2 separate regions of the Homo sapiens genome follow, and region 1 is linked to region 2. The links are chromatin loops, found by intact Hi-C in ENCODE. Cell type or tissue: MCF 10A. All regions are shown on one strand. Links, peaks and the distances in the headings refer to the core of each region. The heading gives the core; the rest is flanking DNA. Region 1 has its middle 85 kb from the start of LINC01898. Region 2 has its middle 60 kb from the start of SMIM21.

Region 1 (16,487 bases), core at 9,260-11,759, 130 kb before region 2:
TTCCACCAGGAGTACCTGGGGGCTGGAAAGAAGCCAAGTCATTGCCCAACAGACAAGGCTATGCTGCCGTCCAAAAACAGCCACCAGTCACTCGCATCATCAGCCATGCGCTCACAGAGAGTCAGGTTTGAGGACACTCATCAGGGCTCTGGGCCTGTCTAGCACAGCCTTCCAGTGTCCACTCAAGGAGACAAGCTACTGTCTTGGCCCCATCAGCACCTGGACCGTGCTCAGCACAGACTCCCAGGGCACCCTCCCAAGAGGACAACATACTGTCCCAGGTCCTGGAAATTATTACGTCCCGGAAATGAAGTTAAGGGACTTGGATATTGCATTATTCCATTCTCACACTGCTATAAAGAACCTGAGACTGGGTAATTTAGTGGGGGGAAAAAGGTTTAATTGACTCACAGTCCTGCAGGCTATACAGAAAGCATGGCTGGAGAAGTCTCAGGAAACTTACATTCATGGTGGAAGGGCAAAGGGGATGCAAGCACCTTGTGCACATGGTGGCAGGAGAGAGAGAGAGAGAGAGAGAGAGAGCAAAGGGAGAAGTGCCACACACTTTTAAACCACCAGATCTCATGAGAACTCACTCACTATCATGAGAACAGCATGGAGGAAATCTGCCCCCATGAACAAATCACCGCCCATCAGGTCCCTCCCCCAACATTGGGATTACAATTCCACATGAGATTTGAGTGAGGCACAGAGCCAAACCATATTAGTTATCTTATTATCTCAAAGCTCTGTGAAGGGAAGCCTCAGCCAAACAAAGATGGGGCCAAATGGGACAACCTTATAGTTACATACCCTGACATCACTCTGTTATGATAGGACCATGGAGTGGGCTCTACAATCTGGACAGATTTATCTACATATGAAATTTCTTTGGTGTTTATTCCATGAAGTCATATGTTTTGTATGCTTATATGTATATATAATATAATGTTTGTAGGGTGGTTTTTTCCCTTAAAAATCTTTGTGTAAAATTAAATCTCCAGGAAGATGTACCATTTTTATCTTGTAGCTGGAGTACCCTCTCTTCCAACTCCTCCTTCCATAGAAACATCTGTAGGGAAAGAGAATATAAAGCCCTGGAATACAGTTCAAAAGAGGCTCAAGAGAATAACTGATGTCTGGATGGGCAGCTCAGTGGAGTGCAGGTGGGCCATGCTCCTTCAAGAGCAAGATAGTATTTCATCACATGCCTGCTCAGCTTATCCCAGACAGTTAGTCGACCACATGAACTACATCCATTGAAGCAATGTAGTTAATCTTCCAATTCAATCAAATAAGTCAATCAAACCCAACATTGTTTCAAAAGAATTTCTTAATGGAGCAACTATCTGACCAAATGTATTAGATTCTTTTAAAAAAACATGGCACTGAAGAATCTTGCTTTGGACTTGTATTTTATAGCTTTAAAAATCTCATTGACATATGACATTAGTTTGATTCTCATAATATCTTCTGCAGGTGGTCAGGGTGTGTATTGTGGACTTCCTTTTAAAGGTTAAGAAATGAGGGTAAGCGGATGAGTAACTCTCCTAAAGTTACTATGTAACAGAGCAGACCTGAGCCTCTGTCATCCAAATTCATCCTCCTTGGACATTCTTCACTCTCTATGGCTTTTACCGATTCAGAAATTCCCTCAATGTGGGGACAATCCTACGAAAGTGACTCTCTGGAAAATGTGTTGGGCATGTTCATGATTACAACAGTGGGGGTGACCCAAAGCATTACAAAGAAGTTATATGTCATGACTGTTACATATACAATGGGAGGGCCAAACTTTATCCCTTAATAACAAAGTCAAAAGAGCGTCACATCATAGAGCCAGACCCGCACCCCTGCCTACCTGCAGATGATCATGTGTAACCTTACAACATATTTTCCACACCCTTTGTGTGTAGCATATTGAACTTGCAGACATTACTCATGGCAGGACTGTGAAATTTAGCCAAAACACATGCCACGGGCCTCTAGGGCTAGGAAATACAATTACAGTGTTCTGTGTGTTTTTTAGCCACCAGTGGGATGTGCGGTCAATTGAATTGCATTTCCAAACTCTTTTCTTGATTATGTGCTTCCAAAATAAATACATGGATATTGTAATGTACTGTTCCAGAACCAAGTTTAACATAAAGAATAGACACTGGTTATCCAGACTAGACCCACTGCATGAATTAAATGTACAGCTCTTGGACATGTGTGAGCTATCCAAACCTCACCCTAAAGTATTCTATTCATTATGGATGACTTTTATTTCTAGTCCACCCATGTCCCACTTAAACCACTCACTTGGAGCAATCCGTCCTTACTGCATTCCTTTGTCTGACCTCTTCTCTGTCACTCAGTTGGCACTAAGCATATGGCACTTATACTGTTGTTTTACCCCACTTTGGCAGATGGTAAACGCATATGGCCTTCATTTAACTGGCAGCATAGATTACTTACCAGGGAGTAGTTCTTGAAACCATAGCTTCTAGACACCAAATGTGCTCAGTGCTTCACAAAACCAAGAACTATTTAAATAGCAAGACTCGTTCTTGAAAAGTAGCTTAGTGACCATGTTTTATTAAATGAGCATGTCCTTGGGGTACTCTCTCTGATCTCAAACAGCTTGCCAAACTTTTTCCATCTCCAAGAGGAGCTCTATGGAATTAAATTTCTCCATCTCATACATGCAGGAATTGCAGTGTGTCCATTTCTCCAGATGACCTAAATTTTACACCTACATTAAGAACATCTATTCTAGACCTGTGTATCTGGACAGCATTTTCTCTCCCACTCCCTGGTGATGGTTTAAATTACATATGGGGGTTGATGCTGTTGAAGAGCATTGAGATCCCTTGTAATCTAGAATCCAGGGATCACCTTGCTGCACTGACATTGGAAAAGCGCTGGGTGTACAGCACTCACTGTTTCTTTGTGAAAATGCTGGACCGACTGGGGGACTCAGGGACCTTCTTTCTACTCTTTGTGTCAGAAATGCAGTGCTTCTTTGGAGTATGTATGTTGCTTTGATTTTTAGGTGTTGTCTTTTTTTAATGGTCCAAATTTCATTCTTTCATTATCCCATAGTCAATTTGGAAATAAATGTGTGTGGGTCCTCCCTTATCTCCATAGCATGCTGTGCAGCTTATATCTGTGAAAACTTACCTTGATCTTTGTGAAATCTCCACAAAGATACCTATGTGCAAATGCTGTTTGGCTGAAATCCCTACTAAACCACCTACTGATTTGTGACCTTGAACATTTTACTTTACTGTCCCTGGTTTTATATCTGCTTTATTTGCAAAACAGAGTAAAGTAAAAGTGTACAGTAGATACTGCACAGGCTTGCTATGAAGAGTAAATAAACAAAAATAGCAAAAGTTCTAAGTATGTTGGCAGATACATGAAATGAGTCAATGAATGTTGGAGAAACTGGATTTTAGGCAAATCATATTCCCTCTTTTCCTTTTGTTTGCCTCTACTTCTCTTGGTTTCTCCATTTATGCATTTATTTCTTTTGTTTTTGCTTTCTCTTAAATCACTTATCCAAGTGGCCTTCCTGTACCTGCTATTAAGGACACAGATATTAAAACACACACACACACACACACACACACACACTCAGATCTCAAGTACTTCAAGGACAGGAAAATGTGTAATTACAATACAGTGTGAGAGTGAGTTTTGTATTCATCTGATAGCAAATACATGGGCACAAAATAGCAGTGGGAAAGAAAAGGAAATGATTACCTCTGTCTGAGGGTGGAGTCGATCAGCGAAGTTCTCATAAGGGAAATGATGCTTTTTCTGGAACTTAAGCATAAATGAAGACTCCTGGGTATGCAGAGGAAACAGCATGGGCAGAGATGTGGAGATATTGAAGAACATGGTGTCCCAGGGAAGCTGAGTGGCTCACATTGCTAGCACAAGGAGGCCAGCAGGCCAGGCACACGAGGCTGGGAGGCAGTCAGGGAGCCAGCTCTGAGGGGCTCTCTGGACATCTGAAAAAGTGAACCTCTATACTAAATATGGACCAACACCCAAAAAGGACCAACATGACCTGTTTATAAGACAAGGCTGAATTCATTATTTACTGCAGTAAAGGAAGGCACCAACTCCGCAAAGCTTTGGATGTTAGAAATAGGAAAATAAGTTCAGAATTTGTTGAGAGGTGAAAATTTGGCTTAAAGCAGGCCTTTCGCCACAGGAAATTGGTGAAGATTGGATAAGAATCCCAATACAATAGCCATGAATTTGTGGGAATCACAAGGTGAGGATTTTGAGGTAAAAGACTGAAAGCATCTCAGGACTCCAAATGATGCGGTACATTGAAGAGTTAGTGGATTTTAAGGAAGTTCCTGTTATGAGTAATCATACCATTTGTGTGGGAGGAACAGTCCTGCAAAGGTAAAGAAGGGACAATGAAGCTGTGAAAATAGCAAAGTCACAGTAATGTAAACAGAAAGGGGTGGCTTTGTCCTCAGTGTCCAGGCAGTCCCGGCAGTATGTGGGGTAGACAATTTTTGTTCTCATGACATTGACCTTTATATGCTTAAGAAATTTATTCTCATGTATATGCTACCCAATCTATTCTGAAAATATCAACATTTGGAGCAATGAAGAGGAAAAATTCAGCTTGACCTATGCTAAGTTGCATACTCAAACAGAATGGCTCTTTAAAAATTAAGTTATTTAATTTATAATTAAGTTATCTTATTTGTGTTTTTAAATGCAAAAAAAAGTAAAAAATGTTTAATTTGGGGCTGCAAACTAAATGTAAACTTTTGTACAATATGGGATTAAACAAACCACTTGCAATATTATCTGAAAGGAAAATGAAAATCTTAGTCTATCTGGGTATTCCCAAAACATACAGATGTAGCAGGAGTATAGAGAAAAATCTACATTTTTCATTTTTCACTTCTTCAGTGTTTTTATATCACATTCAGGCTTATGAAAGAAAAAAAGCATTATTACAAATCAACTAAGTCAGAGTCTGGTTACAGATAGACAAATCTGTAAAAGGGTTTATTTGTGGTAGACTTATTAATGATATATTTCCTTATATTATTTTGTTCTGCTAAGATTTGTCATACTTTACTCAACTAAGAAGTTGCCAAGCACAGTTAATTGAACACAAAGATCTCAAAACTTAGCATGGGACCCAGTTAGCTTTAGATATAAGATGTGTGGCACAGTTGCTGACATTTTAAACATTGGCTGTATTTACCCAATACCTGTATCCCCATTATATCTAGGAAGCAACTAACTTGCTTTTGATTTTACAGGCTCATAGGTGGAAGGCACTTGTCTTGTCTCAGATGAGACTTTGGACTGTGGACCTTTGAGTTAATGCTGGAATGAGTTAAAATTTGGGGGGACTGTTGGGGAGGCATGATTGGTTTTGAAATATGAGGACATGAGATTTGGGAGGGGCCGGGGGGATTGATATGGTTTGGCTCTGTCCCCACCCAAATCTTATCTTGAATTCCCACATGTGGGAGGGACCTAGTGGGAAGTAATTAAATCATGAGGGCAGGTCTTTCCCATGCTTTTCTCATGATAGTGAATAAGTCTCATGAAATCTGATGGTTTTTAAAACAGAAGTTTCCTTACACAAGCTGTTTGCCTGCTGCCATCCACGTAAGATGTGACTTGCTCCTCCTTGCTTTCTGCCATGATTGTGAGGCTTCCCCAGCCATGTGGAACTGTGAATTCTCCATTAAACTTATTTCCTTTGTAAATTGCCCAGTCTCGGGTATGTCTTTATCAGCAGCATGAAAACAGACTTTTAAAGCAAGTATCTAAGGTTTTGATCTTGTAAGAGGGCAGCAATAATTCTTCCTGGACTTTGTGTCATCCTTACATGATGAAAATAAATCTCAGCTAATCAATAATTGGATAAGAATTCATCTACTTCCTCCCTCCACGTATATTTAAGCACCCAGTCCTGTGAAAAACTTGGATTTTTTTTTCTTCCTGCACAGCTCCTACTGAAGTCCTTGAAATGATTTTCGTTGACTTTCATGATCTAACTTGGTTCATGGAGCCATCTGGAATCCAGTTACTGTGGAGAAAGAAACAGAATAAAAATACTCCTTGACTTAGAATGGGGTTATGTCCTGATAAACCCACCATAAGTTGAAAATATTATAAGTCAAAAATGAATCGAATACACCTAAACTACCAAACATCATAGCTTAGCCTAACCTACCTTAAGCATGGTCAAAACACAATAGCCCAGAATGGAGAAAATTATCTAACATAAACCCCATTTTATAATAAAGTGTTGAATACTTTAATTTATTGAAATTATTTATTTATCAAATACTGTAATTTATTGAATACTGTACTAAAAGTGAAAAACAGAATGGTCATATGGGTAATCAAATTATTTCTATTGAATGAGAATCACTTTCAGGCCATCATAAAGAGGAAAAATTGTAAGTCAAACCATTGTTAAGTCAGGGACCATCTATATACCAGATTACCTCAGTCTAGGTGACACCCCTGTCCCCAACCCAGTTTTCAGCTGTATAATACACTTTATTTCAAATAAAAGGATAAGTATTGGTTTCCAAATTTGGGTGCTGGTGCTATGGGGTAACCCAAGATGTGAAGTAAAAAGTAACAAAGGTCTGCTGCAGTTTCCCTCCTTGAAGAGGCTCTGTCAGAGGCCATGCGAAGGTGGTTTTCACATGAAATCAACTTCAGGTTGCAGAAGGCTTCCTTGACTGTGGGAATGACATTGAAAAGACTGACTTTCTTTCTGAAGCTCTATAGGGAGGGTGCTTAACTCCAAGAAGTGAGAGATAAAGCAGTAGAAATGCCTAACACATTAAGGATATTATTAGAAATTACTATGCAGAAATTGTGGATATTATCAACATGCCTGACACTCCAACAAAGGACTTGACAAAAGCTCCTGGATTTGCTATAAGGAAAAGTTCTGTGTCAGAGCCCATCCTGACACCAGGAAGCCCAACATAGCAAAAACATGCAGAAGCAAGCCCACTGGTCCTGAAGGCCTGGGTGGTGTGAATAGAGGGGGATTCTGCCTGGCTAGGCACCAAGCTCTGATCTCTGTTCATGGGATACCTGGCGATATGGTCTGCATTTGTATTCCTGCCCAAATCTCATGTTGAATTGTAATCCCCAACATTGGAGGAGGGGCCTGGTGGGAGGTGATTGGATCATGAGGGCAGATTTACTCCTTGCTGTTCTCATGATAGTAAGTGATTTCTCATGAGATCTGGTTGTTAAAGAGTTTGTAGCACCTCCCTCTTCTCCTTCCTCCTGCTCCAGACATGAGGATCTGCCTGCTTCCTCTTTACCTTCCGCCATGATTATAAGCTTCCTGAGGCCTCCCCAGCCATGCTTCCTGTACAGCGTGTGGAACTATGAGCCAATTAAACCTCTTTTCTTTATCAATTGCCCTTCTCAAGTAGTTCTTTATAGCAATATGAGAACAGAGTAATAAGTGGTTTATAGGACACAAAGATCTAAGAGTTTGTGGACATTTTAGGGTCAAAACAGCAGCCTACAGAGCTACATACCCTTTACAAGTTTGCAACACCCTTGCATTGCTCAGAAAGCTGCAGACTTTCTGCAGATGTAAAAGTGTGAGAACTCAGAGTCCCAGGGTCAGGGACAGCAAGATCGCCCCATAACTGCGTGCACACTGAGATCTCTATCATCACTACAGAGGTGCAGCTTCTGCTGCAGATTTCTCCAGGTACAGGCAGAGGCCCCAGCAGGCAGAGCAGAAGGGCCCATGAGTTGAGTTTTAGTTTTTATACTAGAATTCTCCATCTGTACTTTAGGTTCAGATTGGGAGTAGACATTTGGGGAGTTGGTAGGTGAGAGTAATGGCCCATGTTTTATCATCATTATCTTTGCCTACTTTTGTGACCAGTTACTATGTGGCGGATACTGTGCTCGTCCCCTGTATCTGTTACCAAAAATAATTGTGAAACCCACCTAGAACATAATACTATTATTCTCTCTGTTTCACAGATGAAATGTCTCTGAGGCTTAGAGACAAGAGTAACTGCTCATTGCTGTGGGGACAGAGGCAAAGCCTCTGGCCCCGGAACCTTATCCTGAGCTCTACTCTGCTTCTTTTCTGTTTCCTCTCAGAAGGTAGGGAGGTGTTTAACCTCTCACTTGCTAACTATCAGGTAAAACTGTCACTTTGGAAGAAAGTAAGAGGCAGCCCCAAGCGCCCATGGGTGGTAAGTGGCCTCGGTTGAAGTGGTGGCATCAGCATTGAGAAGAAATAGAGGAGGAGAGATGCAGAGTGTCTCAGATTGCTTTCCATGTGCTGGGTCTTACACTGAGCTCTTTCCTCTCCATCACTGCAGAAACATATCATCATCTCCAACTTAATGGATAAGGAAATCAAGGCTCAAAGAGGCAAAGTACTGGTCCCGGGGTTTGGATCCAATCCCAATCTATCTTTCTTAAAACCATCATGGTTTTTGTTTGTTTGTCTTTTGCTATATTCACAGTCCACACCCTTTGGACTGGTGGGCTGTTCGTCTTGAGCCACCGAGTTCCTTATATCTCCCTGTGGTCACTAATGTGATTTTGCAAGACAGAGCTCCAGGAATAGGCTGCCCAGCAGGAACAGCCCTTTCTAGGTCAGACACTCCCTAAAGACCTGCCCAAGGAGGGGATTCCTATCCCATGGCCATAAAGAGCTTCAGGTGCAGCCAACTTCACCACAAGGTTTGCACCTAGAGGTGAGCCTTGCTGAACCAGCAGGGCGAGATTTCATCAAACAGCTGCTCAGGTTTCAACAACAGCATGGCTGGGCATTGCACTAGTGGGCTGCCTTAGCTATGGAGGGCAGCTGGCTCTGTCTTCTAACTGCATGGCCACACCCCTGGGGACTGTTTCCCAGACTAGTGCTAGAGGTGCTGCCACGGTGGGTCAGGACTCTCAGGTACATGAGAGGTGGGCCTCTGATTAGCTTTCCCTCTAACCAGACTGTTGTATGATTACATCTGGGAGCTTGTCCACACTGCTATGCAGGCCAGCTCATTCCAAACAGAGCCAGTTAGTCCTTCCAGGAACTGGTTGCAGGAGGCAAGTTCATTTTAGCCAAAGTGTTTGGCCAGGAGGAAAATCTGGGAGTGGAGGACAGGACAGGAAACTGAGTCATGCCCGACACGCAGTAGGTGGGCACTACGACTAACCATTGCTCATTATTCAGGGTGGCCAAACCCTTGTCCAGATCCACCAAGAAGTTTTCGTAATGCTGCCAGCAAGTATGACATGGCCTTGTTAATACAGAGACAAATACCTTTCAGCCTTGTTTGTCAGAGGGTGATCAGGATAGAACCAGAGGCCCACAGAGAGTTCGAGGAAGGACAATCTTGAAATTTTCAAGGATGAAACCTAATGTTTATTGAGCATTTGTTATGTGCCAAGCATTCTTCTGAGGGTTTCATGTGTATTCATGTATTTTGTCCTAGTAGAACTGTGGAGTCAGCACTGTTATTTTTAATCCATTTACAGCTGTGGGTATGGAAGCACAGACGATAAGGTAACTCATGCAAACAAAATGTTTATAAACAGCATAGCCCAGAATGGAACCCAGGCATTTTCCTATCTCTATTGAAAAAACCAGAAACAGAAAGTTGCATAAACTGACCATTGTTATGTGGGGAAGGGTAGGGATGGCTGTGTGGTGTTGATAATTGATAAGTGAGAAATTGAGAGTGTGTTCTATCCTTGTGCAATCGGTATCTCTCTAGTCTGACATGGCTCAATTCTCTGATTAAGGTACTTAATAGCCAGTGGGGGAGACTGAGGGGAGGGGGTCACAGAACTGGGTGGTTTGGGGTGGAATCAGGGAGTTGCTGTTGTTACTCACCCCTAGTGCATTGGGGAAGGGCTTGGCACACACTAAACTCTGCGGTTGGCACTGGGCACAAGATGCCACACCAAAAAGCAGACAATGGCTGCTGGAAACAAGGAAAATCACCAGCCCCATTCATTGCTTTCCTAGGCCTGCCATACAAATTACCACATTTGTACAATTCTGGAAGCCAGAAGTCCAAAGTCATTGTATCAGCAAGGCCTTGCTCCCTCCAAAGACTCTAGCGGAGAAAACTTCCTTGCCTCTTCCAGCTTCTGGTGGCCCCAGGAGCTTGGCTTGTGGCCACATTACTCCAGTTCCTGTCTCCATCTTCGCATAGCCATCTTCTGTCTGTCTTTGTGTCTGCTTTTCTTAAAAGGACATGAGTCACTGGAGTAAGGACCTACCCTAACCCAGGATGTCCCCACCTCTGCAAAGACTGTTTTCAAATCAGATCCCATTCTGAAGTTCTAGGTGGACAGGAATTTGCGGCGAGACATGATTCAACCCAGGACACCCATGCATGTGGCAATCTCTGCCCTTTGTGAGATCAGCGCCAGATAACTCAGTAGAGAAAGGTGGTGATTTGAAGGGCAAATGTGTCCCTAGGAGGCTTCACTACTCCCTTCAAGGGATGTCCCAAAGCTGTAATCCTGGAAGACTGTGCGCCAGGAGAACCGTTACTCAAGAAGGGATGGAACTGGGATTTGGAGACTGAGGAACTCGGCTGCCAAGCGTCCTATTTTTCAGCCCCAGGAAGTTTATTCCCGAGCTCCCCAGTCACAGCTGTGGCCTCATAGGCTCTCAGCTAAGGATGTGCACAGATTTCCAGGGCCACTGCTCTGACCTCCGGCACAGAGGCTGTCTCCACCTGGGGGGTGGGAGAGGCAGGGTTGAGTGAGAAACATGCCTAAAGGGGCAAATGTACCAAATATAAAATGTCCCACAAGAATCGAGGACATAGCAACATAAATGTAATTAATGATCCATTCTAAGGATCATATTCCACGCCTAAATATACAACATTTTAACAACAATTTGTCCGTTGCACCCAAATGCCTCCATGATGGGAATTTTGACAGCGTGTTAGTTTAATTTCCACTACCCAAAGATAAAAGACCCAAGGAAAGGAAATGAAAAAAGCTAAATGGCTAGAAAAAGCATGGAAAACCATAACCACTAAGTTGTAAATCAGTAAAACAACTTGTTAGTCATGGAAACATAGAACTATGTGACTTCTATAATGTGCTCACTTCTTTCATTTAATAAATATTTTCTGGCACAAGTAACAATATTGTAATCTTTCATTAGAGAAATATGTCAATGTTCTACTGAAACTCCAAGTCCTGTAAAAAAAAATCTGTTTTAAATTCCAGTTTTGTGGAAATTATGATTTTTTTCCTATGAGTGAAAAACAATGAGCGAATTCATTTGATTTAATTTTCTTTCCATTCTAAAATGTACCTAAATGTCACAAAAATAAAGTTGGGGCCACTGTTGTCAATGAAAAGAAATGAAAACACTATGGAAATTGGCCATCATTAGAACTTTAAACTCTGTGAATCCTGTGTCCTCGTGCCTAGACCCTGGGGTCCTCTTTCTGGGATCTTCACCTTCCTTTCCCATCCTCATTCCTGGGTGCCCATCTACTCTGCCATGCTTGGAAATTCCTCTTTCCAAGCACTCCTGCCTTCATTCTCATCCTTCCTTCTCTCTGGACTCCTATTTCCCCACCATTCCCCATCCATCCCTGTCCATTCCTGGAGCCCTCCAGCAACCACCTTTTCTGGTCACCTGTCCCATCTTCGAGGTGGAATCTTCCACGCCCTTCTCTGAAGATTCACAGCCGCTGCTCCTACCACTCTGAATTCGCACCCCCTCCCATGCCTGCCTTTCCTGAGAGTGTAAACTTAGCAAAGCTCATCTTTTTCGTGTCTGCTCCCGCTGCAAAGCACAGGGCAGGTGCCCGATCAATGCTTGCTGGGTGGCTACTGAGTGCCCCGCTACAGCTCAGACTACACCCAAAACATTCTTGCACATCTCCAGTCAAACCAATGTCCGCACAGCCTTTCCCCTGCCTGCCTTCACACTCTCTGCCTCCTCCCGTGAACATTCTCACCTTAGCAAAGCCCTGCCTTGTCTTCAAAGCCCAGTTTTCAGATGTCATGCTGCTTCCGAAGAGACATCTCCCTCCTCACTCTATGATTTTTGCTAGGGCTGCCATAACACAGTACACAAGCCAGGACCTTAAACAACAGAAGTGCAATGTCTCACAGCTCTGGAGGCCAGAATCCTGAGATCAAGGTGCTGCAGGGTTTCTTCCTTCGAGGCTCTGAGGCAGCGATCTGCCCCCAGCCTCACTCCCTAGCTTGTGCGTGGCCACCTTCTCCCTGTGTCTCCTCAAATCCTCTTCCCTCTGTGCATGTTTGTGTTCAAATCTCTTCTTCTTTTTTTTTTTTTTTTTTTCTGAGACAGAGTCTCGCTCTGTCGCCCATGCTGGGGTGCAGTGGCGCAATCTCTGTTCACAGTAAGCTCTGCCTCCCGGGTTCATGCCATTCTCCTGCCTCAGCCTCCCAAGTAGCTGGGACTACAGGCCCCCGCCACCACGCCTGGCTAATTTTTTTGTATTTTTAGTAGAAACGGGGTTTCATCATGTTAGCCAGGATGGTCTCGATTTCCTGACCTCATGATCTGCCCGCCTCGGCCTCCCAAAGTCAAATCTCTTCTTAAAAGGACATCAGTCACATGGGATTAGGACCCACCCTAATGACCTCATTTTAACTTAACTGACTTCTCTAAAGACGCTGTCTCCAAATAGAGTCACATTCAGAGATCCTGGGAGTCAGGACTTCAGCCTATGGATTTAGGGAAGGGACATGATTCAACCTCTAACAGCTGCCTCATGCCTCTTTCACCATGGAGACCTACAGTCCCCATATCTGGGTCCATCTGTTAGAAGTATCTAAACACCTTGGTAAGACCCTTTGTCCCTGCCTCAGAGGGAGCCACATCCTGGGTTTAGTGAGTATCCCACCCCCAGACTTTCTTCCAGGCTTCTCACTTCTCCTTTTGGTTTCAGAATTGGATCCAAAGTTCCTCTACGTGATATCCAGAATGTTTGTCCTGGCAAGCTCCAGCCTTTACATTTATGAAATATTGTTACCTCAAAAGCAAGGCTACCTGGACCTGGTTTCTGGCCATTTCCCATGAACAGAAGGCCAAAGTCCTGCAGTAAAAAATGCCCAGTGGGTTGAGACTTTCTGGGGAGAGGTCCAAAAGGCAACTATTTAGGAATTCTTTTCATATATTTTTTCTTAACTGAGTAGGATCGTACAGAATCGACTCACTAAAAAAGAATTGTCATAAAATCTCACACCATTGACTTGTAAATGGAATCGAATGTGTAGCGTCTACGTAATGACACCATCAAACAGGAAAGAGCTATCACACTTGCAGAACGGATGAGATGCGGAATGAGCGCGGCAGGCGAGCCTCCCAGGGGCATTGGCGTTATTCCACTCACCGCGTTTTTATCTCCAGTTTCTCTAATTTTTGTTATTTTTTTCCTCAGGTCTCAAGACAAGAGCAGACAGAGTTTTTTTCTCTCCTAAAAAATCACCTCATACAGAAGTCAATAATATAAATACTTACGTGCCTGGGGTCAGTGCCTGGGCTTTATTAAAACTGATTTTTCAGAATGTATTTCCGTTGTTACTGCAGCTACAGGAAAACCCTCCAATCAGACACTTTGCATCCTAACGTCAACGCCTGCGTGGCACAGGCCCTAAAGATGGAAAAAGTAGTGAGGGAGGCGGAGGGGAGACACTGTGGGCTTCCCGGGATGAGTCCCGCAGGGCCGGTTTCCTCAGGGGCAGCAAATCCCAGGGGAATTCTCCCTCACTTCCTTTCTAGAAGATTCCCCCAAGCTCCCACACGCACCTCCACGGCTCCTAGATCAAGCTCTGACTCTGCTCGGCCTCATGGTTGGTGGCTACGTAAAATAATCAAAGATGCCCTTAGTGGGAGTCATGCACCCCTACCTTGGCTGAAGGTCAGGCCACATACTGGAGTCTCAGCACACAGGCAGGACGCTGTGGGTTCGGCTGCCAGGAGCCTCTGTTCAGAGAGTGGACATGGTACAGGGCTCATCCCACATCATGGTGTCCTGCCCTGACAGTCACCCGCAGTCTTCTCAGGGCCAGACCCTGGTTTTCTGCAGAAAAAATCAGAGAGGCCACTGGCTGCTTTCTGGGCTAGGCGACCTGGGCCCGTGTCGATCTTAGCCCACTCTCTGCATGCTTCTCCTACCCCTCCTCTTAAATTATTGGGGTTCCTATGATGTGCAAGCTGGGGGACCTGGTTAAGCGATGTGCTCTGGACTTGTTAAATATGACCAGCTTAGGGAAGGACTGAGCCGGTGCTCACTCTGATGGCGTGTGGTCAGCACTCGAATTGCGCAGAACAGCAGCCTCTGCGAACTAACGAAGATCCATAGAGGAAGTCAGCTCTTCCCCATGGAAACCAGTGCCTGGTGTGTTTCCAACGCTCACGTCACCGGCAAATAGAAAGGAGAGGCACCAGTGTGTGCGGGAAGGGCCTTGAAAACAAACTCCAAAGAAACGCAGGCCAGCAGCAAGAATCTCCATCCACATGGATAGCGTAAAACCAGGGAGGGACGCAAGGAAGGAAAGCGTGTAAGGAACAGCAAAGAAGGAAGGCTCAGCCACAAATACACACACACACACACACACACACCGCAAGGGATAACACAGTACCCCCAGGTATAACCCGCAGACACACTGAGATCAGTCCCTCCTTCCTACCTTCTTATTCCTAATCATTCTGGTCAGCCTTTCATTCAGCTTAGCTGGCCCCTTCATTATATTCATGCTTTAAACCTTTCTTTATGTGTCAGGGTTTAGGGATATTTCGTTTTCTTTTGTAATTTTCCAACAAGTTGTGGGGAGGGGCGGTGGGAAAGCATACATACCTTAAAAAGAACTTGCAAAATGAATATTTCTCTTTGTACCCACAATAATCTTTTATTTCTTTTTTTTTTTTTTTTTTTTTTTTTTTTTTTTTGAGACGGAGTCTCGCTCTGTCGCCCAGGCTGGAGTGTGGTGGCGCGATCTCGGCTCACTGCAAGCTCCGCCTCCCGGGTTCACGCCATTCTCCTGCCTCAGCCTCCCGAGTAGCTGGGACTACAGGCGCCCGCCACCACGCCTGGGTAATTTTTTGTATTTTTAGTAGAGACGGGGTTTCACCGTGTTAGCCAGGATGGTCTCGATCTCCTGATCTCGTGATCCACCCGTCTCGGCCTCCCAAAGTGCTGGGATTACAGGCGTGAGCCACCGCTCCCAGCCTATTTTATTTCTATCATAAAGGCAACACGTGTTTTTTTGTGCAAAATTTGGAAAATACAGAAAAATATAAAGAAGGTGGAAACCATCCACAGTTCTTCCTCCAAGAAATAACCATAGTTGTATTCTAGAAAATGTATTTGTATGTTTAGTATAGTTGATCCAAAAGAAAAATCGAGGTAAATATGAATACAATTTTATTGTATGAAGGTGGTATCACACTGTATATACTACTGTATGTTGTTTTTATTTAATGTTATGTTGTGAGAATTCTAATACAGTATGAAGTAGTCTTTGAAAGCATAATTTTTAATAGCTACACAACATTTTTAATGAGTATATCACAGTTTCTTTTCCCATTTCTCTATTCTTGGGTATTCAGAAGGTTCTTAATTTTCTCTCATAAACTTGCTCCAATGACTCCCTGTGTACATCGATTTCTGAGCACATTTCTGATCATTTCTTTAGGATACTTTCTTAGGCATAAAATTCTTGATCTAAAGAGAGTAAACCTTCCTACGGCTGTTTCCTCCCTCCCACCTGTATGAAAACATCCATTTCACATAATTGCCAAAAATGGAAACAACCCAGTTGTCCACTCAAGTAGAATAAATAAACAAGATGCAGTCTATCTACGGAATGGAGCATCATTCAGCAATCTAAAGGAATGAAGTTTTCACACACGTTACAACACGGATGAACCCTTAAGATCGTATGCTAAGTACAAGAAGCCAAACACAAAGGCCACATGTTGCCTGATTCCATTTATGCAAATCGTTTTGAATAGGGACATCTACAAAGATAGAAAGTAGATGAGTAGTTGCCAGGGCTGGGGTGGTATCAGACAGTGACTGAATATGGGGATGACACTTTTACTTGCTGTGATGGAGACATTCTAAAGCTAGATCATGGTGATGGTTGCACAATTTTGTAAATTTACTAAAAATCATTGTATTGCACGCTTAAAATGAGAGAGTTTTATGGCACGTAAATTAGACCTCAATAAAACCTTCAAAAGGCATTTTCACTATTTATTTTTTCAGATTATTTTAGGATCATTCATTGAATTTTCCAAAATCACTATTCCACTAAAATTTGAGGAAGACTTATATTTACACTAATAATTTAGTATCAAGAAAAATAATATGCATTCTTATTTCTTAAACTGTCTTTATGTTACTAGAGTCACATTCTTCATTTTTATTAGCTAAGTCTTTTCTTCAGGTGAGACCACTCACTTTCTTTTGATTAATGTAATTTTT
Region 2 (16,487 bases), core at 5,169-7,668:
CTTTTCTGCTGAATTCCCTCCCACAGTCATGGTTGAAAGGAGCTGAAGTCATCCGGTATACCATCTTCCTGCTTCTTAGGCTGTAAATCATCTGTAAAATTATGGCTTTCGTGGCACCTAGAACCATTTCTTGAGTGTGGCTCCTCAGCTATCTAATCAATTCCCCATTACTGGCATCTACGTTTTCTGAAAACACTTTAAGTTTCCTGGAAACTATTACCAAATGTTTTTACCGAATTACCAAAGTTAAGAATATTCATACTACGTTGGCTTCTACAAAGAGTTAAAATATTTAGACACCAAATTCTTGATCAATTCTATTTTTCCTCTCTTTAGAGACCCTCCAGGAGAATATAAAAAGCTCACTGTGTGAGCTACAGCTCTTTTAACGCAGCATTGCACAAACAAAGCTGCTACAGACTCACCCATCATGTATTTCAGGAGTGTCACTTGATTTAGTGCAATGGTGGTCTACACGATGCTGTTTTCAAAATAGTAATTGTGGGCCGGGTGTGGTGGCTCATGCCTGTAATCCCAGCACTTAGGGAGGCCAAGGCAGGCAGATCATCTGAAGTCAGGAGTTTGAGACCAGCCTGGCCGACATGGTGAAACCCTGTCTCTACTCAAAATACAAAAATTAGTCAGGCGTGGTCACGGGCGCCTGTAATCCCAGCTACTCAGGAGGCTGAGGCAGGAGAATCGCTTGAACCCAGGAGGTGGAGGTTGCAGTGAGCCGAGATTGTGCCACTGCACTCCAGCCTGGGTAACAGAGTAAGACTCCATCTCAAACAAACAAAAATAGTAATTGTGTTTGTGAAAATAAAATGATTCACTCCCTTGTGTAAACGCATGTGGCCTCTATTTGGCTGTGACAGCTTAAAAAAAACCTCTTTTTCAAATTTCATTTTTCTTTTCCAAATGTAATCTGTGACTTTTATGCACTGCCGGAATAAGAAGTGGCTTTTCAGAGGCAAAAATAAAAATATACTTTTTTAAAAGCCATCGGTACTTCCAGGGAATAGCTTGGAAACAAGGATGTAGTTGCTATCTAAGCCATCTATTTCTTCACGTTTAAATTTTACTCTGAAAGTTACATTGGAGAAACCACATTTTCCATTTTAAAGGGGCTACTCGTATTTGGTGACATTGCCTCCACCCAGAGGGCTCCTTCCTGTGTGTTTTTCTCGCAGCTTCTTTCCTGCCTGGACGTCCACTGCTTGCCAGGTCAGTACCCGGAAAAGTCAGCAAGAAAGGCAGGGCCAAAGGGCAATTGGCTGAAGCGAGACCCCTGCATGGGTGCAAGGCAAAGCAAGCTTTCCTGAGCACCAGGGGACCTGCCTGAACTCACTGCAGATACACATGCAAGTGCTAATCACAAGGCCACTGTGAGTCGTGTTAGGTAGGGAAACAAGCGTTCTAAACGAAAGCAAGTAAGGTCACACAATTCCTCCACTGACACCAATGCATCTTAAAGGTTCAGATGTAGAGAGACAGAGATGAGAGTTTTAGAAAACATTAATATTTACTATCCACGTTCCATATTAGCACCTGATAGGGCAGAATTTTGTGTAAAAAATGGCTACATGTCAATCTAGTAAGAATCCACTTACTGAAATAAATTCTACCATGGAAAGACCTAAGAAAAAGGAAAAGTCTAATAAATTAATCAAAATGATATCAACATAATTGAACAGAACCCACCGAATAAGTAGCATGGAAATCTCTATTTAGGTGCTTGCCCGTGTGTTAACTTCCGAAGCCCTTATACTTAAAAATTATTATACTTTCATACAAAATAAACATATAATATATATTGAGAAAGAAAATTCTAAATCGTTATGCTTATAAAAATAATAAACTAGAAATATATGGCTTTTAAACATTAACTTTTAAATTCAAAACTATTAAAACTAAGTTATTAAATAAAGTCAATGTAACAAAATTTTCTACTGGTCTTTCATAATAACTCTCTAGTCAATCAATTTACGAATTGATAGTGGAGTAATACATTTGTGTCTTTTCTACTAAAAGAACATGTAACTAAAATCCAAAGTTACTATGTTTTATTGTTTAATTAAAAATTTGAACCCTAACTTGGTTATTATGTAACAATATTATAAATACCATAATAATGTGTGCTGTTCGAATGGGGTCTCCTTTTTCACTCTTCAGACACTGGAGGCTTTGGGTTTTGTTTTACTTACAATAGTTTTGTAATTTGGGACAGCATGAATAATTAGCAGGTCTCTTATGCTATGTCCAGGTGTGAACAAGCCATCATTAACATCCAGATGAGCTGTCCGCCCAGAGTGAAGACCTGAGCGAAATCTCTCCCAGAATTCTGAGCTGCAGAGTTGATGCTCAGTGCTTATTTTAATGTTTCCTGGGATCTGCAACTTACCTAAAACACATGCACACATCCAATGTCAGAAGTTTTAATTTGGTTTTTCTAAATATTCTCAGGATAATCCAAATCCAAATAGAATCTCTCATTATAATGAACACATTGTTTTATACATTGTGTTCTCAAAGAAATTGAAATGAGTCACTGACTAGAAACAAACCATAGATTGGCATCAGTTCCGGATGAGCCTCATGGAACTGTATTCTGCCATATCTAGCCTGGTACCTCCCAAAACTGTCAGCATGCCAAGTGAACCCTCAGACTGAATTTAGAGGGACTGTATTGGGAGGTAAGGTTGGAGTAGGTAAGGTCCTCGAATGTCCTCATTCAAGAGCCCTTTCTCTGGAGAGTCTTTCCCTGTGGACCTGAGAGCTAGCATCTCCACCGGCCTTTAGTGCAGCCCTCAGACCCTCTGTTACTCAGGGCTGCCTGGCTGAATTAAGCAAGGAGAGCTGAGAAGAGTTAACTGTACGTTTTGGAGGGAATTTCTCCCACTGTCATTTGTCAACTCGTTGCTTTGTCTAGGTGACACTTGTTTATTCACATGGTATTAGCATGCTCTCATGGATCTGAAAAAGAAGTCAGTTTTCCAGGGAAAAACAGGTATCTCTACTCTGAACCCTGGGACCTGATGGGCTTGTGTCTCTGTATGCCCAGGTGCATGGGAAATGCATGCACTGCTGGTGATCTAACAATGCCACCCTGAACTCTCCCCATGATTTGCTACCTATTCCCAAAAACCTAAGAACCTGGGCTATGGCCAGCAGTAAGTGAGCAGAACAAAAGAAAGAAAAAGTCTTCATAGTATTTATGGTCCATGGCCTAAGTAGAAGGAAATACCAGAAATTTCCAAGAGAGGGACTGTTTCCAGGAGATTTTTCAGACTAATTTTGCATAACCACATTTACTTATCCAAGAGTCTTAGTTTGAATTAAGCATTTGAACTTCCGGGTGCTCATTTGAACCAAAGCCAAACTCTGAACTTTTTAGGTTTCCCTGTCATTAATCAAAATTTCGAAGATCAATGGCATGTAATGAATCAAGTATAATAGCCACCATCAATTGCAATAGCAAGGAGCCACACCAGGGGAGTACCAGAATGCTATGTTGGATAAAAATCAATCTGGCTTTGAATACCAAGTGAATCGACACTGAGATCTGATACGGAGAGAAGCTGACGCCATGGGTCAGAGGCATCTGCCATGGATAAGGAGAGGCGAGCTGCCCAGCCGCACCCAGAACACACCAAACACAGACCTTGAGGCACTTGCAGGAGGTGGCGTTGGAAGGCCTAGAATTCATGTGCTGCCCTGGCATCTCTAAGCCTCCTGGGGCCCCAGAAGCTTAACCATGAGCATCCCTGCTCTGGCCAGAAAGGCCCCCACACAATGAGAAAGACCCCATCCAACTAATTCCCCTGTCAACTGAAAGAGCCCCACCCCACTGGTCCCCCCACTGAACTAACAGGTTTCACTTCCCTGCCAGTGCACAGAGTTCTGCACACAATCCCACCTCCCCACGGAAACCAGGGGGCACCCCACCTCTTGTTACTACAAAGCCCCTGCTTGTTCTGCTGGAGTCTCTGCTGTTGAGTGCAGTCCCTGCGTGGCCCTGTGTTGTGTGCAATGTCTTCTCCTGGGGCCCTGAGTAGGTTTAATTAATAAACTTCTGTTTAATTTTCCCCATCGGGTCTTGGGTGTCATGTGTCCAGCCATCTCCTACTGTTTAGAGTGGGGGATCCTTTCTCCCACAACAGGGTGAAAAAGGGGTGATCAAATAGAGTGAGGATGTCTGTCGAGGACAATTTTGCAAATATAAGGACATTTGTGGAAATATTTCAAAAATAAAAGCCAGAGAAAATTATTTACTAAGAAGTATTTAAAACAGGACTCCAAACTCTCCTCGTGAGAGGTGTGTACATGTCTGTATACGCTGTGCACACACAAGGGAAACTGCATTATCAGGGATGGACTCTGAGTTTGGTGCAGGTCTGCTGTATACCTGCATTCCAGGAAGTTATATATCCTGGAACACTGGACCCAGAGAATACTAACAGATGTGTTGAAAAATATATGGTCTGTGGTCAAACAGGCTTGAGAAATGCTGACTGTAACAAACCTAGGTTTATTACTAATGTGTATTCTAAACCATCCCACTTACTTGTAGGGCCAATATTCCACAACAACCAATGCCAGCCTACTTAATGACTTTTGTGCTTACAAAAAAAAGCAAAGTAAGTAATCGAACATATTTTTGAACCTGTCCCCATTTTCCCACTTTTCCCCATAAATAATACACGTATTTATTTGGCACAGATAAAAAAGAAAGTAAAATCATAAGCCATCTGAAGGCATCTTCAACGAATGCTCATTCCTTTGGTCGCTCCTCCTCACCAGCATCATGCCCCACCACAAACCACAAAACATTCCCAAAATTTTGAATGCTTCTTCCTCTTTCTCAGTACATTTTCCTCATTAATAAGCAAGTGGACACCTTTAGACTCATATTCAGCCCTGCAAAGATAAAAGATGACTTGCGCAGGAAAATAAAGAGTAGTGTCCAACAAAAACACAATTGCATTTGATATAGAGGAAGACACAAAACACAGCTCCATTAATATTTTAATATTTGTTTTGGAAATGTCAGCCCATTGGTATTCAGAATATATAATTCATCATACTGTTTTTGTTTACAGAGTGTACATTGTAAAATCTCTTGATTCTAAAAGTTTTCAGGATAATATTTCGGAGAATTTTCCCACCAAGACAATACTGAAGACTAGATTGATTAAAGACAGACAGAGACAAAGAAAGGGGATAGAGATAATGATAAGCAATGTAGGAAAGAATTAGAGCCACGTAAGGTAAGGAAGGTGAGTTTGATATGCTAGACAACGGTGAGATCTACTCATTGACAAAACAAAAAGTATCAAAGACTATCTTAAAGAGCTCTAAGAATTATTTTGTACAAGAATGCTTAAATTTAATTTTAAACAAATGTATTTATTTTTAATGATTAAAGTCCAAATTGACTGTTTTACTTGGTTGCATTCTTACCATCACTGATTAACAGAAAATAATGCATACACCAGCACTATAAAATTCATAGCAGCATTAGTATAGCTAAAATAATTCAGTCATTTAGAAATTATTAAGCTAATACTATTAAACATGGTTGTACTAGATACTAGAAACAAATGCATGATTCAGACATAGTCCTTGTCCTCAAAGAATTTATAGTCTAGTCACACATTATTAAAAATATACACCAGGTTTTAATCATTCTTGCTGTTGATTTGAAGGAAAACGTCTTTTTTAGAAAATGTAAGCAACCTATACAATTGAAATCACTTTAGCCAATGGTTAAAAGTGTTTTATTTTAGTTAGTTGGTTCATACAAAACCATTTCAAATATATGGTTACCTGGACAAAAAAAGCAAGATGTCAAATGCAAGGGATAATATGACTATATCTTTATGCTCCTTGCATTGTCTCTTGGGTCATAATTTATAATAATGAAGTAATCAGCACTAAACCGTTCTTAACCCATGGCCCAAATTGGTATTTCATAAATAATATCTTACTAGAAATAAGTGACTGTACTTCTAAACCAAGATACTTGCCAAATCAATGAGGAGTAGGTGGTTTATTCAAAAAATGTTCTTCAGACAACAGACTAATTGCAAAGGGAAAAAAAACGTTAGATGTCTTATACCTTCAAGGAAAATAAGTTCCAGTTGAATTTTAAGATATTCATGTAAAAGTGAAACTATAAAAATAATAATAAATTATGGGGTAAATAATTACAAAAGTTTGGAGTGAGGACAAAGTGTCTTCAAACATGACATCAAAGCCAAAGCCGTAAAGGCCATGGCTCCGATGAGACGCATCTCTTTCAAGTCGGGGAGTACCACTGGTGCTTGTCATACAGGGTGTGTTCATTTTCCACTGCTGAGTAACACATTACCACAGACTGAATGCCTTAAAAGAACAAAAATTTACTATCTCACGATTTTTGTGAGTCATGAATTTGATGCATTCCACTTAGGGCCTCCGCTCAGCATTTCCCCAGGCTGAAATCTTGGTGTTGCCTGGCTGATCCTCATCCTGAAGCTGCACTAGAAAAAAGACCCACTTCTAAGTTCCCGCAGATGGTTGGCAGAATTCACATCCCTGTCGTCTAGCCAAGGCCCCCATTTTCTTACCAGCTGTCATCTAGGAACCCCTCGCTTCCCAGGAGTCTCTCTCAGGTCCTCACTACGTGTCCCTCTCTGCAGACAATTCAAACACGGCTGTTTGCTTCTTCAAGGCCGCAGGAGAATCTATTACTTAGAATCTCTCTTCAGGGAAGGCCTGAGCTCTCTTTTAAAGGATTTACCTGATTATGTCAGGCCAACCCAGACTGAGTCAACTAATTAAGAACCTTAAATACATCTGCAAAAGCCCTTCACTTTGCCATAAAATATTTACGGGAGCAAAATTATGTGAGGGTGACAAGCTCCACCCACACTCCAGGGGAGACGATTATCCAGAACCTGTCTAGAGGGTGGGGATGCTGGGGGCATCTTAGCATTCTGCTTCCATTCAGAAGGAGACCAATAAGTACTTTTAAATAAATGAATGACAAAATAATCCATCCAAAGAAACTTTAAGAGTGAACTTCAAACCCAGAAAAACATTTTGTGACAATACAATTTTTATTTTAGTCCACTAAGCCATAATTTTTTAATGTGCAAATAATATGAAAAGGACATTTATAAATGATTTTAAAATATGTTACATGTGATCAATTTCACAAACAATGAAATAAATGCAGATAATAACGAGATATTTACGTAAGAGTTTGGTGAAAACCCTTTTTAAGAGAACACACGGCGTTGATGCAGAAGTGTAAGAAATCATACTTCATACCACATCATACCTCGAGAAAATAAATTGATATAACCTTTATGGAGAACATTTTAGCAATATGTATCAAACACTTTTAGAGAGCTCATCCCTTTGACCTGGAAATTCCATTTTTAGTAATTGATCCTAAGGGGGAAAAATTGATAAGAATGCAAAGATGGATGTACCCCATCTGGATCAAAATAGCAGAGTAAGTGCACTCATTTTTTACCCTTTTCGCCCAATATCCCACCAAATTCAAAACAAGATAGAGAACAGAGACATCACTAGCAAGCCATAAATTTTGGCACATTTTTCTGGAGACAGCATCAAAGTCACACACAATAAATGTTATCACAAAACTAACAAAAAAAAAGACAGAGAAGGCAGAGGCAAAGAGAGTTACAGCCCATACTACATTAAAGAAAAGTCTTCAAAGATACTTCTCTTGTTTGCCTTGATCCAAACACAGAAGTAGCTGTTGGGAGAGCAAGAGTAGGCTGTGGAGAAATGTGTCCGGCTTCAGTGTCACTCTTGTCATTAACCTTGTCTTATGCATTTGTTTACATACTGGTCACTCTTGCCCCACAAGACTGTAGGTTCCATGATGACTTCAAACATTAAAATATCAAATAGTAATAATGAAACCCAACAGTGACAAGAAAAAAAAAAGCTTGTTGGGGGGCGGGGTGGGGGTGAAGACCGTGGGAATCAATCTAAATCAATCTAACTTAAAATCAATCACTTAGATTGTACCAAAGTAATAGATCCATCACCCAGCACCCCAGGATCTATCACTGTGCGAGGTCCCACTCCCTGCAGGGGTGTCTGCGTTACTGGGAATGAATGGAGCCCAGCCACATTGGTTCCTGCCTAGACACAGACCTTTGAGAATGTGAGAATTACATGATGTACCACAGGGAAAGGAATGTCTGGCTCAGGTCATAATTTTTTTTGTTACATCCATTATTGTTCTGGATGTTACTATTGTTGTTGTTATCAGGATTTTAACCTGGTTGTGTACTTCAACCACATGTAAACCAAATGCTCCTTAAAATTATCTAACTTGGCCTCTTGATCTATTCTTTACCTATCCCATTATCAGAAGAGAATGAGCCTGGAACCCCACGTCTATAAGCTATGAATGCTAGTGGGCACTTTTGATATCATTAGCTACTTGGGTTATTATCAGTTGTAGGAAAAGTTCGGCAGCATATTTGTCATATCACTATTCAATAATGACTGGAACAGAAATAAATGCAGGTATCATAATTCCTATCTTGCTATTTGACATAAATTTTGTCAACAGCTATACCCAAACACTCTCACAGTATCCTGACTAATGCAAATTGATTTCTGATGCTTCAGTCGACTATTGAATAGTCGACTGGGGATATTTTAATATCCCCAGACAAAAAGAAAAACAAAACAAAAATGTGATTTCATTTATATGGCTAAAATATATCGTCATTAATTGTATAGGAATGATTTCCAGTGGGCTGAAGTCAGGGAAATGGCTGACTAAATAGAAGAGATAACCGAAAAAAAATACATCTAAGTGGATGTATTACGAGAAAGGATGTATAGAAGAAATAAAGGAAGAATAGGTTCATTGCTACAAGCCCAGGTGTTTCAGCTTAATTCCTTGCTCAAGCTCTCTTTGTTCAGGTTATGGGAGAAATGGACCCCCAGCAGGAGTGGAATCAACTTCCGACTTCATCAGGATTCTGAAGGGAGATTCACATATGGGACATCACCACATGCTACCACAGCAACACTGAACATTGAACAGAATGTAGAGAGATTTTGTGTATACCCACTCCTCCTGCATATACATAGGCTGCCCCTAGTCAGCATCCCAAACTGGAGCGGTATATTTGTCATAGTCAATGAATGTACATTGACACATCATTGTCATGCAAAGTCCATGGTTTACATTAGAGTTCACTCTTATACGTTCTATGGGGTTGGACAAATGATTCTAAATTTTTTATGGTTACTGTAGCCTTGTAGTATGGTTTGAAGTTGGGCAACATGATGCCTCCAGCTTTATTTTTTATTCTTAGGACTGCCTTGGCTATTCAAGTTCTTTTTTGATTCCATATGTATTTTAAACTAGCTTTTTTTCTAATTTTGTGAAGAATGTCATTGTTAGTTTGATAGGAATCGCATTGAATCTGTACATTTCTTTTAAACAGTATGGCCATTTAAAAAATATTGGTTTCTCCTATCGATAAGTATGGAATATTCTTCCAAAATTGAGGAGGAGGGACTCCTTCCTAACTCATTCTATGAGGCCAGCATCATCTTGATACCAAAACCTGGTAGGACATAGAAATAAAAGAAGACTTCAAGCCAATGTATTTGATAAACATAGATGCAGAAATCCTCAACAAAATACAGCAAACTGAATCCAGTAGCACATCAAAAAGCTAATACACCATGATCAAGTAGGCTTTATCTCTGGGGTGCAAAGTTGGTTCAACATACACAAATCAATAAATATGATTCATTATATAAACAGAACTAAAAACAAAAACACATGATCATTCAACAGATATAGGAAAGGCTTTCAATAAAATTCAGCATCCCTTCATGTTAAAAACCCTCAACAAACTAGGCATTGAAGGAACATACCTCAAAATAATAAGAGCCATCTATGACAGCCAACAGCCAACATCATGCTGAAGGGACAGAAGCCAGAAGTATCATCCTCGAAAACCGGAACAAGACAAGGATGCCCCCTCTCACCACTCCTATTCACCATAGTACTGGAAGTCCTAGCCAGAGCAATCAGGCAAGAGAAAAAAATAAAAGGCATCCAAACAGGAAGAGAGGAAGTCAAATTATCTCTTTTTGCAGGCAATATGATTCTATACCTAGAAAACCCACAACCTCTGTCCAAAAGCTCCTCGGTCTGATAAACAACTTCAACAAATTTTCAGGATACAAAATTAATGTACAAAAATCAATGGCATTTCTACACACCAACAACCTCCAAGCTGAGAGCCAAATCAAGAATGCAATCCCATTCACAATCCACAGAAAGAATAAAATACCTAGGAATACAGCTAACCAGGGAGGTGAAAGATCTTTACCAAAAAAAAAAAAAAAAAAATTACAAACACTGCTCAAAGAAATTGGAGATGACACAAACAAATGGATATCCATGCTCATAAACAGGAAGAATCAATATTGCTATCATGGTGATCCTGCCCAAAGCAATTTAAATATTCAGTACTATTCCTATCAAACTAACAATGAAATTCTTCACAAAATTAGAAAAAAAAACTATTTTAAAATACATATAGAACCAAAAAAAGAGCTCAAAGCTCCAATAGCCAAGGCAATACTAAGCATGAATAACAAAGCTGGAGGCATCATGTTACCTGACTTCAAATTATGATACGACATACAGTAACCATAAAAATTTCAGAATCAGTTTGTGTCAACATTCACAAAATAACTTGCAGAATTTTGATTCGGATTACATTGAATCTAAAGATCAAATTAGGAAGAACTGACATTTTGACATTATTGAGTATTCCTATCCAATAACATGAAATATCTCTCCATTTATTTAGTTCTTCTTTGATTTCTTTCATCAGAGTTTTGTAGTTTTCTTCATAAAGATCTAGCACATAGTTCATTAGGTTTATACATAAGCATTTTATTTTGAGGGGTGGTGATGTAAATGGTACCATGTTTTTAATTTCAAATTCCAGTTGTTCATTGCTGACATATAGGAGAGTGATCAACTTTCTTGTTAACCTTGTATCCTACAAACTTGCTGTATAATTGCTTATTAGTTCCAAGAGTTTTGTTGTTGTTGTTGATTCCTTTGGATTTTCTGCATAGATAATCATGTTGTTTGCAAACAAGATAGTTCTTCTTTCTTTCTTCCCAATCAGTAGAACTTTTATTTCCTTTTTTATTTTTGTCTTTTTGCATTAGCTACAACTCTCAGAATGATACTTAAAAAGACGGCTGGGTGCCGTGGCTTATGCCTGTAATCCCAGAACTTTTGGAAGCTGAGGCGGGTGGATCACCTGAGGTCAGGAGTTTGAGACCAGCCTGGCCAACATAGTGAAACCTCGTCTCTACTAAAAATACAAAAATTAGTTGGGCATGGTGGCGGGCACCTGTAATCTCAGCTACTTGGGAGGCTGAGGCAAGAGAATCGCTTGAACCCAGGAGCTGGAGGTTACAGTGAGCTAAAATCACGCCATTGCACTCCAGCCTGGGCAACAAGAGCAAGACTCCATCTTTAAAAAAAAAAAAAAGAAAAAGAAAAAAGTAGTGAGAGGGAACATCCTTGCCTTGTTCCTGATCTTAGTGTGAAATTTTCTCACCGTTAAGTACGTTTCTCACCATTAAGTATGTTCTCTGTAGGTTTTCTGTAGATGTTCTTTATCAAGGTGAGAAAGTTTCCTTCTATTTCTAGTTTGCTGAGAGGTTTCTTTCTTTTTTATCATGAGTGTTGGATTTTGTCAAATAGCTTTTTGGCATCTACTAATATGATCATGTGATTTTGCTTTTATAGCCTATTGATGTGACGGATTAAATTGGTTGATTTTCAAATGCTGAACAAGCCTTTCTACCTGGGATAAACCCCACTTGGTTGTGGTGTGTAATTCTTTCTATATATTGTTGGATTTGCTTTGCAAATATTTTACTGAGGATTTTTGTATCTATGTTCAGAACATATATTGGTCTGTTTTATTTTCTTATAATGTCTTTTCTTATAATGTCTGTTTTATTTTCTTATAATGTCTTTGTCTGCTTTTGGTATTAGGGTACTGCTGAAAGTATTTCTTATCTTTACTAAGGTGCCTTTTTCCTCCAGCTTCTTACAAGATTTGTTATTCACTTTTGATTTTCTGCAGTTTGAATATGGTATATTTAGGTGTAGTTTTTGGGAGCATTTAGCCTGCTTTGTCTTCTCTGAACTTTCTGAATCTGTGGTTTCCTCTCTGACATTAATTTAGGAAGATTCTGCGTTGAATTTCTTCAAGTATTTCTTCTGTTTCTTTCTCTCTTTCTTCTGCTTCTGGTATTTCCATTACACACATGCTACTTCTTCTGTAGTTGCCCACACAGTTCCCGGACATTGTGCTCTAATTCTTTCCCAGTCTTTTTTTCTCTTTGCTACTGTTGCAGTTTTCTTGTTCCTTAGTTCAGCTAAGTGTGAGTTCTTGTCCCACGACCAAGAAGAATAAGGCACACAGACACTGGAGAGTGGCTAAGGCAGAGCAGGGTTTTATTAAGCAACAGAAAAGCTCTCAGCAATGAGAGGAGACCTGAAGAGGGTTGCCAGAAATGAGGCAAGTTCTCGATCTTTTATGTGGCAAAGACAAGGAAGGCTCCTGTGGGTTCTACCCTAAGGGGAGGGGTAAAGTTGCCTCTGCACATGCCTGGGGTTGGTCGTAGCTACTCTGTCTTGGTTACTACCCATGAGTGCCTAAGTGAAACCCGCAGCAGGGCTAAAACTACAATGCTAATTTCTTGTTAATGATATTATAATGAGCTAGGTTAAGGATATTTAAGTTGATTTATTGCACCCGCACCTGGGTTGAGACCGTCCCTTCTGAGCAAACATCCTGGCGTTAGGGGAAGCTCTTTACCACATTTCTTTCTTCTAGCTGCAGGGGAGGTGCAGATGTGGTCCTGTGAGTGTTTTTCCTCTCCAGAGACCCTCCCTCTATATCCACCTAGCTGGCTTCTAACTGCCTCCTCTCTCACTCTCTCATTTTGGAAGTTTCTGTTGACATTTTCAAGCTCAAACATTGTTTCCTTCAGCCATGTTCAGTCTACTAATGAGCCCATCAAAAGCATTCTTCATTTCTGTTATAGTGTTTTTTGACCTCTGGTATTTCATTTTTAGAATTTCTGTCTCTCTGTTTACATTTCCCATCTGCTCTTGCATGCTGTCTGCTTTATCTATCACATCCCTTATCATATTAGTCATAGTTGTTTTAAATGCCTGCTTTAATAATTCCAACATCCCTGCCTTATCTGAATTGGGCTCTGATGCTTGCTTTGTCTCTTCAAACTGTATTTTTCTGCCTTTTAGTATGCCTTGTAATTTTTTTTCTTGATAGCCAGACATGATGTTCTAATTAAAAGGATCTATGGTAAATAAATAAGCCTTTAGTAATGTGGTGGTAAGGTGTGGGGGGGAGGTGAAGTATTCTATAGTCCTATGATTAAGTCTCAGTCTTTTAGCCAGCTTAGGTCTCTAGACTGTAAACTTCACAAGTGTTTCTTAGTAGCCCCCCACCTCCTGGCCATGTGAGACAGGATGGTGAGTGAGTTCGTTGGGTATTTTTCTTCTTCACATGGAAGGCTAATGGGAGATAGAGTTGGGCATTTTTTTTTCCCCAAGAGTGGCTAAGGTCTAAAAAATCAAAAACAAAAAAGATGAAAAAAAGAAAAACCACAGTAGTTTAGGCTCTTGTAAAATTGTCTCTCTTGAGGGCAGTCCTTGTTAAGAACAGAATGTTCTGACATATTTCAAAACGGTTACTTTTCTTCTCCCCCTGCCGGGAGCACAAAAGGATTTTTCTGTGAAAGCCCAATCAAGTTCCTGGAGGTAAACCTCACAAGTATCAGGAGAAGGGGCATTCTTTATTACTGGGTCCCCCTGGAGTTTTTAACTCTCAGCCTTGTCCACATTGAGCCTCCAACACTTTTTCAATTGCAGGTTAAGTTTCCCTTCCTGGGCTCTGGTTCCCATGGAGGTTTCTGCTGATGGGTTTCTGCTTTACTCACATGATTCTCTGTATTTACCTGTCTGTCTCTCTACTTTGGAGGCAGGCTGTTTGCTCAGTTACCTCACTTTTCCAACAGATCTAATGAATCATTGACTGTGCCATTTGTTCAGCTTCTTACTTATTGTTAGAATGGAGTGACGACTTTCAAGCTCCTCATATGCCAAGCCAGAATCCAGAAGATCCAGAATCACTTTCTATTCTCACAATCATCCCATGAATTAAGCATTCTCATTCTCATATTATGAATGAGGAAACTGAGGCTGAAAAGTTCAGATGATTTCACAGGGACACACAAGGTGGTAAAAGGTATTCTAACCCTGGTGTCCCCCATGTACCAGAGGGTTCTTACAGCATAAGTTTAGTGGGCTGAGTTAGCAGGAGACAGAGGTGGGGAAATTGCATATGACTCTGAGAGGTATACCAAACCCCTACAGAGGGAATATCAATAAAAGGGGCCATTTTTCTTTTTGCAGAAATTGATACGTTGACCTTAAAATTCCTATAGAAATGCAAAGGACCAAGAATAGCTAAATCAATGCTAAAAAAAAAAAAAAAAAAAAAAGACAAAGAAGACTCACATTCTCCCATTTTAAAACCTATTACAAAGCTATAATAATTAAAGCAGTGTGGTACTGGCATGAAGATAGACACATTGATGAATGGAATAAAGTTAAAAGTCCAGAAAGAAAAACTTACACTTATAGTCAATTAATTTTCCATAAAGATGCCAATGGGGGTAAACAGTCCCCTCAATAAATGTGCTGAGATTACTGAATATCCACATGCATAAGGCTTTATTTAGCCCCCTCCCTTATGCCATATACAAACTAAACTCAAAATGGATCATAGACCTAACTGTAAAAACTAAACCAATTTCTATGTCTTGTAAAAAGACTTAGAAGTAAATCTCTGTGACCTGTTGGAACTTTAGGTTAGGCAGTGATTGCTTAAATGTGACACCAAAAGCAGAAACAATAAAAGGCAAAATTGATGAATTAGACTTCATCAAAATTAAAAACTTTTATGAGTCAAACAACATCATCAAGTAATTGGAATATCAGCCCATAAAATTAGAGAAAATATTATATATCTGATAAAAGACCTGTATCCAAAGTATATAAAAGCAACTTCACATAACACAATAATGATAAGAATAACCCAGTCATAAAACAGGCAAATGATTTGAACAGACATTTCTCCAAAGAAGATATACAAATGGCGAAAAAGCACATGAAAAGATATTCAATGTCCTTACTCATTAGGGAAATGCAAATCAAAACTACAATAAGATTCCACTGCACATCCAATAGAATAGCTATAATCAAAAAGCCAATAATAAAGGTTGGTAAGGATGTGATGAAATTGGAACCCACCTTACTGGTGGGAATGTAAAAAGGTGCAGAAACACTGGAGAACATTTGGGCAGTTCCTCAATATGTTAAATATAGAGTCACCATATGTCCCAGAAATTCCACTCCTAAGTAACTACCCAAGGAAAATGAGAACATATGTCCCTGCAAAGACTTCTGGATGAAGACCGAGGGCAGCTACTGCTCGTAACAGCCAAAAAGTGTAAACAACCCAAATGTCCTTCAGCTGATAAATGGATAAACAAAATGTGGTATGCCCATACAATGGAATACTATTTGGCAAAAAAAGATGAATTACTTATACATGCTAAAACAAGGATAAACCTCAAATATTATGCCATGAAACAAAGCCAATCACAAAAGATCAAATATTATTATTCCATTTATATTAAATGTCCAGAAGAGGTAAATTCATGGAGGCAAAAGCAGATAAGTGACTTTCAGAGGCTGGGGTTGAAGATTGAGGGGGGTGATAGGGAGTGACTTTTAATGGGTACGGGGTTGAAGATTGAGGGGGTGATAAGAAGTGACACCTCATAGACATGGGGTTTCTTTTGGAGGTGATGAAAAATGTTCCAAAATCAGATCATGATTGTTACACAACTCTGTAAATATATTAAAAGCATTGAACTGTATAATTTAAATGGGAGAATTTTATGGTATGTAAATTACATCTCAATAGAGCTGTTTTAAAAAAGTGTTCAGATACAAAAAGGAGGTTGCTAAAAACAGTCCTTCTTCCTATAGATGAGGCATTTTTTTGTCAAGCTCACTACATCATATGCTTCTCCAGATGCTTGGTTTGGTTTCTCTACTTGGGGGTTCTTACAATAAAACCTATTTCTCTACAGCCTCTAAGACTTTATGTAGATTCTATACGATATTCTCGAATCATAAAGAGGATTTATGTCTGTCTTACTTGAAGGAGATGGGTAGAGCTCCCTCATAACCCTACAAATACAACATTTTCAATGTTTCTGCCGATGGCCTGATGAAACAATAGGACCTCAATAGTTAACGCGCTTGTTTTGTCCCTTCAGGACAGTAGCTTTAG

The links. Peaks named below come from ENCODE experiments on the same cell type or tissue, not always from the same donor. Only the 100,000 strongest peaks of a DNase experiment are listed, where the experiment ranks them.
Region 1: a loop joins it to region 2, with 5 times the contacts of the local background. A loop is called at or near these places in 3 of 110 quality-filtered maps.

What each region holds. Positions count from the first base shown.
Region 1 is chr18:75,618,861-75,635,347 of GRCh38, reverse strand. No RefSeq gene overlaps it. Among named protein-coding and RNA genes, the nearest start is that of LINC01898, 85 kb to the left of the region's middle. RefSeq lists an enhancer at 8,807-10,006. In MCF 10A, for the core only: no CTCF peak of the experiment used is centred there; a DNase peak (open chromatin) is centred at 10,307.
Region 2 is chr18:75,479,887-75,496,373 of GRCh38, reverse strand. No RefSeq gene overlaps it. Among named protein-coding and RNA genes, the nearest start is that of SMIM21, 60 kb to the right of the region's middle. RefSeq lists an enhancer at 5,760-6,959. In MCF 10A, for the core only: no CTCF peak of the experiment used is centred there; a DNase peak (open chromatin) is centred at 6,383.